Regions from separate parts of the Homo sapiens genome. Here region 2 is linked to region 1. A link is an interaction called in ENCODE POLR2A ChIA-PET data of the cell type or tissue named here. Cell type or tissue: endothelial cell of umbilical vein. All regions are shown on one strand. Links, peaks and the distances in the headings refer to the core of each region. The heading gives the core; the rest is flanking DNA. Region 1 has its middle 48 kb from the start of DDX6. Region 2 overlaps ARCN1 (archain 1 coat protein complex I subunit delta).

Evidence for each region. Peaks named below come from ENCODE experiments on the same cell type or tissue, not always from the same donor. Only the 100,000 strongest peaks of a DNase experiment are listed, where the experiment ranks them.
Region 2: POLR2A ChIA-PET joins it to region 1 with 6 read pairs; 2 of 35 experiments call an interaction of 5 or more read pairs at or near these places.

The regions. Positions count from the first base shown.
Region 1 is chr11:118,740,594-118,745,971 of GRCh38, reverse strand. No RefSeq gene overlaps it. Among named protein-coding and RNA genes, the nearest start is that of DDX6, 48 kb to the left of the region's middle. In endothelial cell of umbilical vein, for the core only: no CTCF peak of the experiment used is centred there; no DNase peak of the experiment used is centred there.
Region 2 is chr11:118,578,864-118,584,241 of GRCh38, reverse strand. ARCN1 (archain 1 coat protein complex I subunit delta) reads right to left here. Exons shown (of 10, transcript NM_001655.5): 2 at 2,733-2,996; 3 at 884-1,063; 4 at 228-433. Among named protein-coding and RNA genes, the nearest start is that of ARCN1, 9.1 kb to the right of the region's middle. In endothelial cell of umbilical vein, for the core only: no CTCF peak of the experiment used is centred there; a DNase peak (open chromatin) is centred at 2,961; H3K27ac peaks cover 1,462 bases.

The DNA.
Region 1 (5,378 bases), core at 74-5,073:
CTGTTTGGGTTTGGCAGAAAGCTGAACATGCGATGTTATGGAGAAGATTGATAAGCAGCTGTTAAAATCTTCTTATCAATTAAGTGAGCTGTGGAGGATATAGAATAAGTAGTAACTTAGAATAATAGGAATTAGAATTTAGTTCAAGTAAATTCAGAAGTTAAGGAGAAAGCTGGGCCCAGTGGCACACGTAGTCCCAGCTACTCAGAAGGTTAAGTCTGGGGGATCGCTTGAGTACCTGCAGTTCAAATCCAGTTTGGGCAACATAGATCCTGTGTGTGTGTGTGTGTGTGTGTGTGTGTGTGTGTGTGTGTGTGTCTCAAAAAAAAATGTTAAGGAGACTTCAAAGATTTACAGATTGTACATTGGAAAAGTACATTGGCCAGTCACAGTGGCTCACACCTGTAATCCCAACATTTTGGGAAGCCGAGGTGGGGGTATTACTTGAGGTCAGGAGTTTGAGACCAGCCTGGCCAACGTGGTGACACCCTGTCTCTACAAAAATGCAAAAATTGGCCAGATGCAGTGGCTCATGCCTGTAATCCCAGCACTTTGGAAGGCCAAGGCAGGCAGATCACGAGGTCAGGAGTTCGAGACCAGCCAGGGCAACATAGTGAAACCCCGTCTCTACTAAAAATACAAAAATTAGCCGGGCATGGTGGTGCATGCCTGTAATCCCAGCTACTCGGGAGGCTGAGGCAGGAGAATCACTTGAACCTGGGAGGCGGAGGTTGTGGTGAGCCAAGATCGTGCCACTGCACTCCAGCCTGGGCAACAGAACGAGACTCCGTCTCTAAAAAAAAAAAAAAAAGTCCAAAAAAATAAGCCAGGCATGGTGGTGGGCACCTGTAATCCCAGCTACTTGGGAGGCTGAGGCAGAGAATTGTTTGAACCCGGGAGGCGGAGGTTGCAGTGAGCCGAGATCGTGCCAGTGCATTCCAGCCTGGACGACAGAGCGAGACTCCGTCTCGAGAAAAAAAAAAAAAAAAAAAGCCGGGCATGGTGGCATGCACCCTGTAAATTCAGCTGTTCAGGAGGCTGAGGCAGGAGAATCACTTGAACCCAGGAGTCGAGGTTGTATTGAGCCGAGACCGTGCCACTGCACTCCAGCCTGGGCAGAGTGAGACTGTCTCAACAAAAAAAGTCAAGTCAGATAACCTGTCTCCAAATTCAGTTCTTTCACTGCACTACCCTGTCTATAAAGGAATGTGGGGGGACATGTCTTCAATCAGAGGAGCAAAGAGAACGGATATGAAAATCACTTAACAGTACTGTACAGTCTGGTCTAAGGTCAGACTTCCTTGTAGACTCTGTGGGAAAGTATTGATTCTTAGATTCCCCGGTTGTCTTTCCATTATCTCATTAATCTAATTACAGAATAGAGAGTGTAGCAGGTGCCTACATCTTCAGGGCTGTTCTCTAAGCTCACTGTCTCCACAGATTGGCCCGTATGAACCACACTAACATTCCCTTTGGTCCCTGGCTTCCATTTGGGTTTGCTCACCAGGGATTCCCCCCAGGAAATCAGTGGGAAGGAAGACAGTAAGGTCCTCTAATTCCCTAATTAGAGTGTGTCTGCCTCTAATTCCCTCCCTGCAAGATTGTCTCTAGCTGCTTCGTCCTTCAGCGTGAGGTCTCTTACTGAGTCTGAATCTACATGACTCTTGCCTCATTTTCTGGTAACTGTTGCCTCCCTTTGTTAAGTTCTGCTACATAAGTCCTCTTCAAATTATGCTATTACAAGTGCGCCATCTGTTTCTTTTTGGGATCCAGACTGATAGAGTAATTGGTACCAGAAGTGGCCCTGGGAAACAGACTCTTAAAATTAGATCTGGGATTGGGTTAGTCATACTTGAAGAGCTCAATAACCTCCTCATGGGAGGTGGTGGAGGGGAGGCCGGGAATGGGACATGAGTGATCCATGGCATACAGTGGTGTCACAATTCAAATTTTGACTGGTGGTACCATGGGATGGAGTGAGGTAAAGGGCAAGGCATGGGGAAAGGGAGCTGTGACAATTATAGTGACAATAGGCCCTCGAGTGCATGCAGAAGAATAAGAGAAATAAAAATTAGGGACATGCCAGCTGGGTGCGGTGGCTCACACCTGTAATCCCAACATTTTGGGAGGCTGAGGCAGGTGGATCACCTGAGGTCAGGAGTTCGAGACCAGCCTGGCCAACATGGTGAAACCCCCATCTCTACTAAAAATACAAAAATTAGCTGGGCATGGTGGTGGGCGCCTGTAATCCCTCGCTACTCTGGAGGCTGAGGCAGGAGAATCACTTGAACCCAGGAGGTGGAGGTTGCAGTGAGCTGAAATCGCACCATTGCACTCTAGTCTGGGTGACAAGAGCAAGACTGTCTTAAAAAAAAAAAAAAAGAAGGAACATGCAATTAACATTCAAAGAGAAAGAGAAGGCCTCCTTGGGAGTTTTGGTGAAGGGCCCTTATCTGTAGATATTTTTGGTGTTAGCTAATTGATTCCACTGTCCCTAGGACTGAAATAGATGGCAGCCTTTGAAAATCAAGTTTTACTTGATTTGTATAAACAGAAAAGCTCTAGATCTGTTGAAGAGAATTCTGACTTGAGCTAGTCTGTTGAACTCCCCTCAACAAGGCCAGTTCCTTGAATAAAAGGGAATCTGAATCTGGGTCCCCCTTCTAGCCTTTTTTTTTTTTAGACGGAGTCTCGCTCTGTTGCCAGGCTGGAGTGCAGTGGCGCGATCTGGGCTGACTGCAACCTCTGCCTCCTGGGTTCAAGCGATTCTCCTGCCTCAGCCTCCCAAGTAGCTGGGACCACAGGCACGTGCCACCACACCCGGCTCATTTTTTGTACTTTTAGTAGAGACGGGGTTTCACCATGTTGGCCAGGATGGTCTCGAATTCCAGACCTCGTGATCCGCCCGCCTCGGCCTCCCAAAGTGCTGGGATTACAGGCGTGAGCCACCAGGCCCGGCCTTCTAGCCTTATCCCAAAAGGGCTTGTGACTGTTTACCAGGGAGACAAGGGAAGAGGAAATAGACGTTTGAGGACTACTGTAGACCCAGAATAATACGGCTCAGAGTAAAGACTATGCTGGTCAAGTGATCCATGGAGTTTTGGCTTGGGCCCATCTCACAGTTGGCCTAGTGGGTCCCTGAACCCAGGTCCACACAGCATAGTGGGAATGGACAGCCTCAGCAACTGACAGAATCCCCAATTTAGTTCCCTGACCCATGAAATAAGGAATATTATGACAGAAAAGGTTAAATGGAAGACAGCAGAACTGCCTCTTTCAAAATAGTAAACCAAAAACAACACTGCATTCCTGAAAAGACTGAAGCGGTTAGTACCATCAACAAAGACTTAGAAAGTGCCGGATGGTGGTTCCTGCCATTACTCCACTCAACGCACATATTTTGTTTGTTCAGAAGATAAAGGATCATCAAGAACGACAGTGGATTATTGTAAACTTAATCATGTGGTGACTTCAGTGCAATCTGCTGTCCCAGATACTGTGTTCTGTTTGTCTTTTTACGGAAGCAAATCAACATCCCCTGCCACCTGGTATGTAGCTATTGATGTAGTGAACGTGCTTTTTTTTTTTTTTTTTTTTTCCCCCAGACCTGATAGTAAACACTACCAAAAGCCATTTTCTTTCAGCTAGCAGGACCAGCAATACAACTTCGTTGTTGTATGTCAGGGCTCTATTATCCCTCTACGTAGTGTGCAGAGACCTTCATCACCTCTAAATTCTATGGGGTATCATGCTGATCCACGGTATCATGGACGTGGTGAGCAGGATGTAGCATCTGCCCTGGATACTTTAGTAAAACTCAAGCCTGCCAGAGGATAGAAAATAAATCCAACAAAAAATCATGAACCTGCCTCCTCAGTGAAATTCCTGGGGATCCAGTGGGCTGGGCCATGTTGCAATAATCCCTTTCTAGGTAAAGGATAAATTACTGCATTGGCCCCTCCTGCCACTCAGAAAGAGGCACAATGCTTAGTAGGCCCCTTTGGATTCTGGAGGTAATATATATTTGGGTGTGGTACTTCAACCCATCTGCTGAGAAATCTGAATTGTTGCCATTTTTTAGGGTGGCCCAGAACAAGAGAAGGCTCTGAAACAGGCCCAGGCTGCATTACAAGTAGCTCTGCCACTTGTGTCTTATGGTCTGGCAGAAGTGTCTATGGCTGACAGGAATGCTTATATGGAGGCTTTGAAAGGCTTTTTCAGATGTGTGGTAGCACAGCCCTTTAGGAATGTAAAGAAAAGCTATGCCGCCGTCTACAGGTAACATTCTCCTTTTTTTCCCCCTTTTTAAATATATAATTATTCTTTAACGTAGTGATGGGGGCTTGCTATGTTGCTCAGGTTGGTCTCGAACTCCTGGGCTCAAGTGATCCTCCCGTCTCGGCCTCCCAAAGTGCTGGGATTACAGGCATGGGCCACTGCACCCAGCTTCATTCTGCTTTTGAGAAGCAACTTCTGGCTGGGTATCAGGCCTTATTAGAGCCTGGACTCTTGACTGAGAGTTACCAGGTTACCATATAACTGGAGCTGCCCATCATGAACTGGGTGTTGCTTGGCCTATCAAGTTATAGGGCAACTTTGGGCTCTCCTGGTCCAGAGGTCTGAGCTCCTAGAGGAGGAATACCTCTGTCAGGGAACTCAACAATGGTTCCATTAAATTGAAAATTGAGACAGCCACGTGCCTATTTTGGGCTTTTTATGCTAATGAACCAACAAGCAAAGCACTGTTGGGATGATTGATGCTGATGTGAAAGGTGAAATTGGGTCATGACCACACAAAGAAAATAAGGAAGAATATATCTGGAATGCAGTAGATCCCTCAGGGCTACCATAAATGTGATAAATGTTGATGGAAAATGACAACAACTAGGTAGGCTGTACCACTAACAGACCCTTCAGGAATGAAGTTTCAGATCTTATCACCAGGCAAGGAATCAGGACTAGCCAAGATATTTGCAGAAAGCAAAGGAAATGCAGAATGGGTGGTGGAAGAAGGCAGTTATAAATACCATTTATGACCACATGACCAGTTGCAGAAATGAGATTATAGTTATGAGTATTTCTTCCTTATTTTATCATAAATCTTGTAAGTATATATGAACCAATTCTTTCCTTTTCATCCCCTCCCATTCTCCTACTGAGATAAGATGTGTTAGCAAAGTTTAACCTTGGCCAGGCACAGTGGCTCACACCTGAAATCCCAGCATTTTGGGAGGCCAAGGCGGGTGCATCACTTGAAGTCAGGAGTTCGAGACCAGCCTGGCCAACATGGCAAAACCCCATCACTACTAAAAATATAAAAATTAGGCAGGTGTAGTGGCATGCACCTGCAGTCCCAGCTATTTGGGAGGCTGAGGCAG
Region 2 (5,378 bases), core at 5-5,004, 160 kb after region 1:
GGAAACTGAGGTCATGACATAATTTATAACTCTCTTTTATACAAAAGGAAAAACACCACATTCAGATTTCTTCTTTATCCTCATATTGTATGTGGCCAAATGTAACATCATATCTTACTTCATCAAGTCCTTCTTTATTTACAGCTTTCCAAGAAATCAGATTATGACTTCAAAGATAGACACATATACACCCTTCACCTGGTATTCTAAAGTACACTGGATTATACCTGGCTGGTGCAGGTGCCACTTTTGGTTTATCAGTTTCAATGATGGTCTCTGTGATCATGGCAGCTGTGCTGCCTCCAGATACTGCAGAGCTGCCAAATCCGCCAAATCCTGGTGCTTTTTTGCCCTGTCTCTCTGCATCTCTTCGGGCCTGTTGTAATTCCTTTGCTTTACGACGCATCTCAGCCTTAGCTTCACGTTCTTGAGTCTACAGAAAAAGACATACATTAATGTAGCTTTTTTTTTTGGGTTTTTGTTGAGACAGGGTCTCACTCTGTGACCCAGGCTGGAGTGCAAGTGGCACAATCACAGCTCACTGCAGCCTCAACTTCCTGGGCTCAAGTGATCCTCCCATCTCAGCCTCCCAAGTAGCTGGGACCCACATGCACGTGCTACCATGCCTGGCTAATTTTTTTTTTACTTTTTATAGAGACAGGGTCTCACTACGCTGTCCAGTCTGGTCTTGAACTCCTGGACTCAAGTGATACTCCCACTTCCGCCTCCCAAAGTGCTGAGATTACAGACATGAGCCACTGTGCCTAGCCTGGACATAGTTTTGAATACAGTCTACATTAGTAAGTAAAAATAGGAAAATGAGATTAGTGAAGCCTAAGAGAAAGACATACAAACAGGTAGTCCCAGAGAAGATCCTATTTACCTCTCTGACGGCTCTGAACACCTTCTCCTCATGAGAATCCATTTCTGTGAAGGTTCTGATCTGTGCCAAGTTAACATTCTCCCGGTATCCCAGTGCGACAATTTCATCAAAAGCAAAAATCAAATCAAAACAGTGCTCAGATATTTCATTCTCTTCTAAGGCTCGGCAATATTCAGGGATCTAAGCGTGGACACCAATAAAAAAGAAAGATTTAGAATTTATCAGCAGCTATATTTCCAAGTCTTATCCTTTAGAGTACATAAATTTCAATAACCTAAATCCCTTTATTAGCTACTTCTAGTCTTTATTTTATTTTTTGGGACAGAGTCTCGCTCTGCTGCCCACGCTGGAGTGCAGTGGTGCCATCTCGGCTCACTGCAACCTCCATCTCCTGGGTTTAAGTGATTCTCCTGCCTCAGCTTCCGGAGTAGCTGGGACTACAGGTGTGTACCACCACGCCCAGCTAATTTTTGTATTTTTAGTAGAGACGGGGTTTCACCATGTTGGCCAGGCTGGTGTTGAACTCCTGACCTCAGGTGATCCGCTTGCCTCAGTCTCCCAAACTGCTGGGATTACAGGCGTGAGCCACTGCGCCCAGCCTAACTCCCTGATTTTTTTTTTTTTTTTTTTTTTAAGACAAAGTCTAACTCTGTCACCCGGTCTGGAGTGCAGTGGCACGATCTCGGCTCACTGCAACCCCCACCTCCTGGGTTCACGCAATTCTCATGCCTCAGCCTCCTGAGTAGTAGGATTATGGGTGCCCGCCACCATGCCCAGCTAATTTTTTTGTATTTTGAGTAGAGACGAGGTTTCACCACGTTGGTCAGGCTGGTCTCAAACTTCTGACCTCAGGTGATCCACCCGCCTCAGCCTCCCAAAGTGCTGGGATTACAAGCGTGAGCCACCACGCCCAAGACCCTGATTCTTACAGCCGGGTGCAGCGGCTCATGCCTGTAATCCCAGCACTTCGGGACGCCAAGATAGGCAGATCACCTGAGGTCAGGAGTTCGAGACCAGCCTGGCCAACATGGTGAAACCCCGTACAAAAATTAGCCAGGCATGGCGATGCACATCTGTAATCTCAACTACTCGGGAGGCTGAGGCCAGAAAATTGCTTGAACCTGGGAGGTGGAGGTTGCAGTGAGCCGAGATTGCACCATTGCACCACTGCACTCCAGCCAGGGCAAGAGCGAGACTCCGTCTTTAAAAAAAAAAGAATCAGGGTCTTGCTGTGTTGCCCACACTAAAGTATAATGCCTGTGCACTTGAACTCCTGGCCTCAAGCAATCCTTCTGCCTCAGCCTCCTGAGTAGCTTGGACTACAGGCACATGCTACCGCACCTGGCCTTAGCCTTCATTTTAAGCAAGACTTTGGCATAAAGTCTTAAAAGGTGTGTGTGTGTGTGTGTGTGTGTGTGTGTCTGTCTGTCTGTCTGTCTCTGGATCAGTAAGTCTTACCTAAGTCTTCATTTTAAGCAAGACTTTGGCATAAAGTCTTAGAAGAGGGGTGTGTGTGTGTGTGTCTGTCTCTGGATCAGTAAGTCTTACCTAAAAAACATTACCTAAAAAGCATAGCCAAACAAGTGTCAGAACTAGAACGGCAGATTAGAACAACTGCTTAAGAACTGGGAAATGAAACAGTAGTTCCCATATTCTTTTGAGACATCTATAGTCTAAGAGGACACCCAATAAATGTCTGCTGAATAAACAAGGTGCTGCAGCAATAAGTCGCTGGGGTGCGGAGTAGGAACCTGCAAACTGGTTAGCATCAGCTGCTTTGGAGGAAAAACTAGTTTCACATAAAATGTAAAACAAAAAGTGGAACCCAGTATTATAGCAGTACTCTTACCACTCTTGAGAAGAGCCTTAGGGTCTCCAAATCTTCTAAAATGTTGCTGTTTTTGGTAGTGATCAGTACCATATACAGTTTCTCCATAGGCTGGTAGACATATCTTACACTCTCTGTTTCAACAAACGTATGTTGTTTTCCAGTGTTCATGAGCTTTGGAAAAGCTGCTAATAAGCCCTCAATCCGAGTTCGGGTCATTTCCACAAACTGTCGAGAAACAATAGCCTTTCCTGCTTTTGTGCAGACCGCTGCTGCCAACAGCACCTGCCAGGAACATATGCATAAGTAAGTACTAATTATTTCTTCACATCTGTTTTCTCAGCATCTCAGGAAATGTTCCATAGAATGACATATTTATTTAGTGACATGACTAGTAGTAGTATTATTTTTAAGACAGGGTCTCACTCTGTCACCCATGCCGGAGTGCAATGGCAAGACCACAGCTCACTACAACCTCAAACTCCTGGGCTCAAGAAATCCTGAGTGGCTGGGACTACAAGTGTGTGCCACCAAGCCTCGCTAATTTTTAAAAAGCTTTTAGTAGAGACAGTATCTCGCTATGTTTCCCAGGCTGGTCTTGAACTCCTGGGTTCAAGCGATCCTCCTGCCTTGGCCTCCCAAAGTGCTGGGATTATAGGCGTGAACTACCACGACCAGCTGACATGACAAGTAATAGAATACTGACTTTCACGGGCACAGTGGCTCACACCTGTAAACTCAGCACTTTGGGAGGCCAAAGCGAGTGGATTACTTGAGGTCAGGAGTTCGAGACCAGCCTGACCAACATGGTGAAACCCCATCTCTACTAAAAATACAAACACATTAAGAGACTTAGACATGTCAATCAATCACAATGTATAAATCAAATTTGAACAGTGACTGAATAATTGATAATATTAAAAATTATTGCTAATTTTTTAGGTGTGAAAATATGCTATCATGGTAATATATTTTTATGTAAGGAATACTTATATATTTTTAAAAAAGAGTTGTGTAGTTTTGAATCCTTCCATAGTCTCTCATATTAAAGGTGCTCCCTCAATGACTTTATATTGAACTAAAATAATTGTCTGGGATACATCTTATCTTCAAACTACGCTAGTTTTGCATGTAGTACTAACAAAAGGTCACTGGATTTAGTAATTATCCTGAGGATCAGAATTCACAATTTCTTTCTTTTTTTTTGGAGACAGGGTCTCACTTTGTCACCTAAGCTGGACTGTAATGGTGCAATCTTGGCTCACCGTAGCCTCAACTTCTGGGCTTGAACAATCCTCCTGCCTCAGCCCCCTGAAAGGAGCTGGGACTATAGGCAGGTGCCATCATGCCTGGCAAATTTTTGTATTTTCGGTAGAAGTGGGGTTTCACCATGTTGCCCAGGCTGGTCTTGAACTTCTGGACTCAAGTGATCAGCCCACCTTGGCCTCCCAAAGTGCTGGGATTACAAGCATGAGTCACCACGCCTAGCCAGAACTCACAATTTCATGTGTTGAATATCAGTTACAAAATATTCCTTTTAAAAGCAACTATCCTAATATTATATAAATGGGTTTTTATGACTTGGGATAAAATTTCCCAAACTGCCAATATATCACACATGGATTCAAAACTGCTAAATACCAAACTGATGATTCAAAAAGTGGCCCCAGTGATGACATGATGTTCATAAAGAATCTAGAAAAAATTGTTTTATTAATATGAAAATGGAAAAAAGTAATTATTTCTAAATTAAACTTTATTTATTTAAAACATATACATATAAGTGAATTATTAACTATTTTAAGAACATATTTGACTATTTTTGCTACCTTTTTTTTTTTTAAGATGGAGTTTTGCTCTTGTTGCCCAGGCTGGAGTGCAATGGCAAGATCTCCGCTCACTGAAACCTCCACCTCCCAGGTTCAAGTGATTCTCCTGTCTCAGCCTCCCGAGTAGCTGGGATTACAGGCGCCTGCCACCACGCCCGGCTAATTTTTTTTTTTTTTTTTGTATTTCTAGTAGAGATGGGGTTTCACCATGTTGGTTGGCCAGGCTGGTCTCAAATGCCTGACCTCGGGTGATCTGCCCACCTCGGCCTCCCAAAGTGCTGAGATTACAGGCATGAGCCACCGCCCGGCCTATTTTGGCTGCATTTTAAAAAGTTTATACAATTGGCAAAAAGCTTTCCTTCTTAATAGTTTCATCAGAAAAGTAGGGAATTCCCTTATATTTGGGATCATTTCACATTGGTTTCTCCTTTTCCTAAAGACTTAGAACTAGTGTCCCAAATTTGCAAAGAACCAAGCTGATATTAGAAAAACTAAATGACTGGGAGTGAGAAAATCTATTTTCTAGTTTTGTTCTTCTATTTACTATCTGCCTGACCTTCAGTTACCCAACCTCTCTTAACCTCGTTTCTTTTCCTATAAAATGCAGCATTATCTAATGACCTTACAAGCTATTATGAGGGCCAAATGACTATAATGAAACTGTACTTCAGAAGTGCTATACAACTTGTAGCACATATATTCATGATGTAAAACAGCACCATTAGTAATAATAAACATGCATCTCATGAAAAAAATTTATGCCACTTCAAGGTAATGGATTTTTCTTTTTTTATTAAAAAAAAAAAAAAAAAAAAAAAAAAAAAAAAGAGAGACGGGG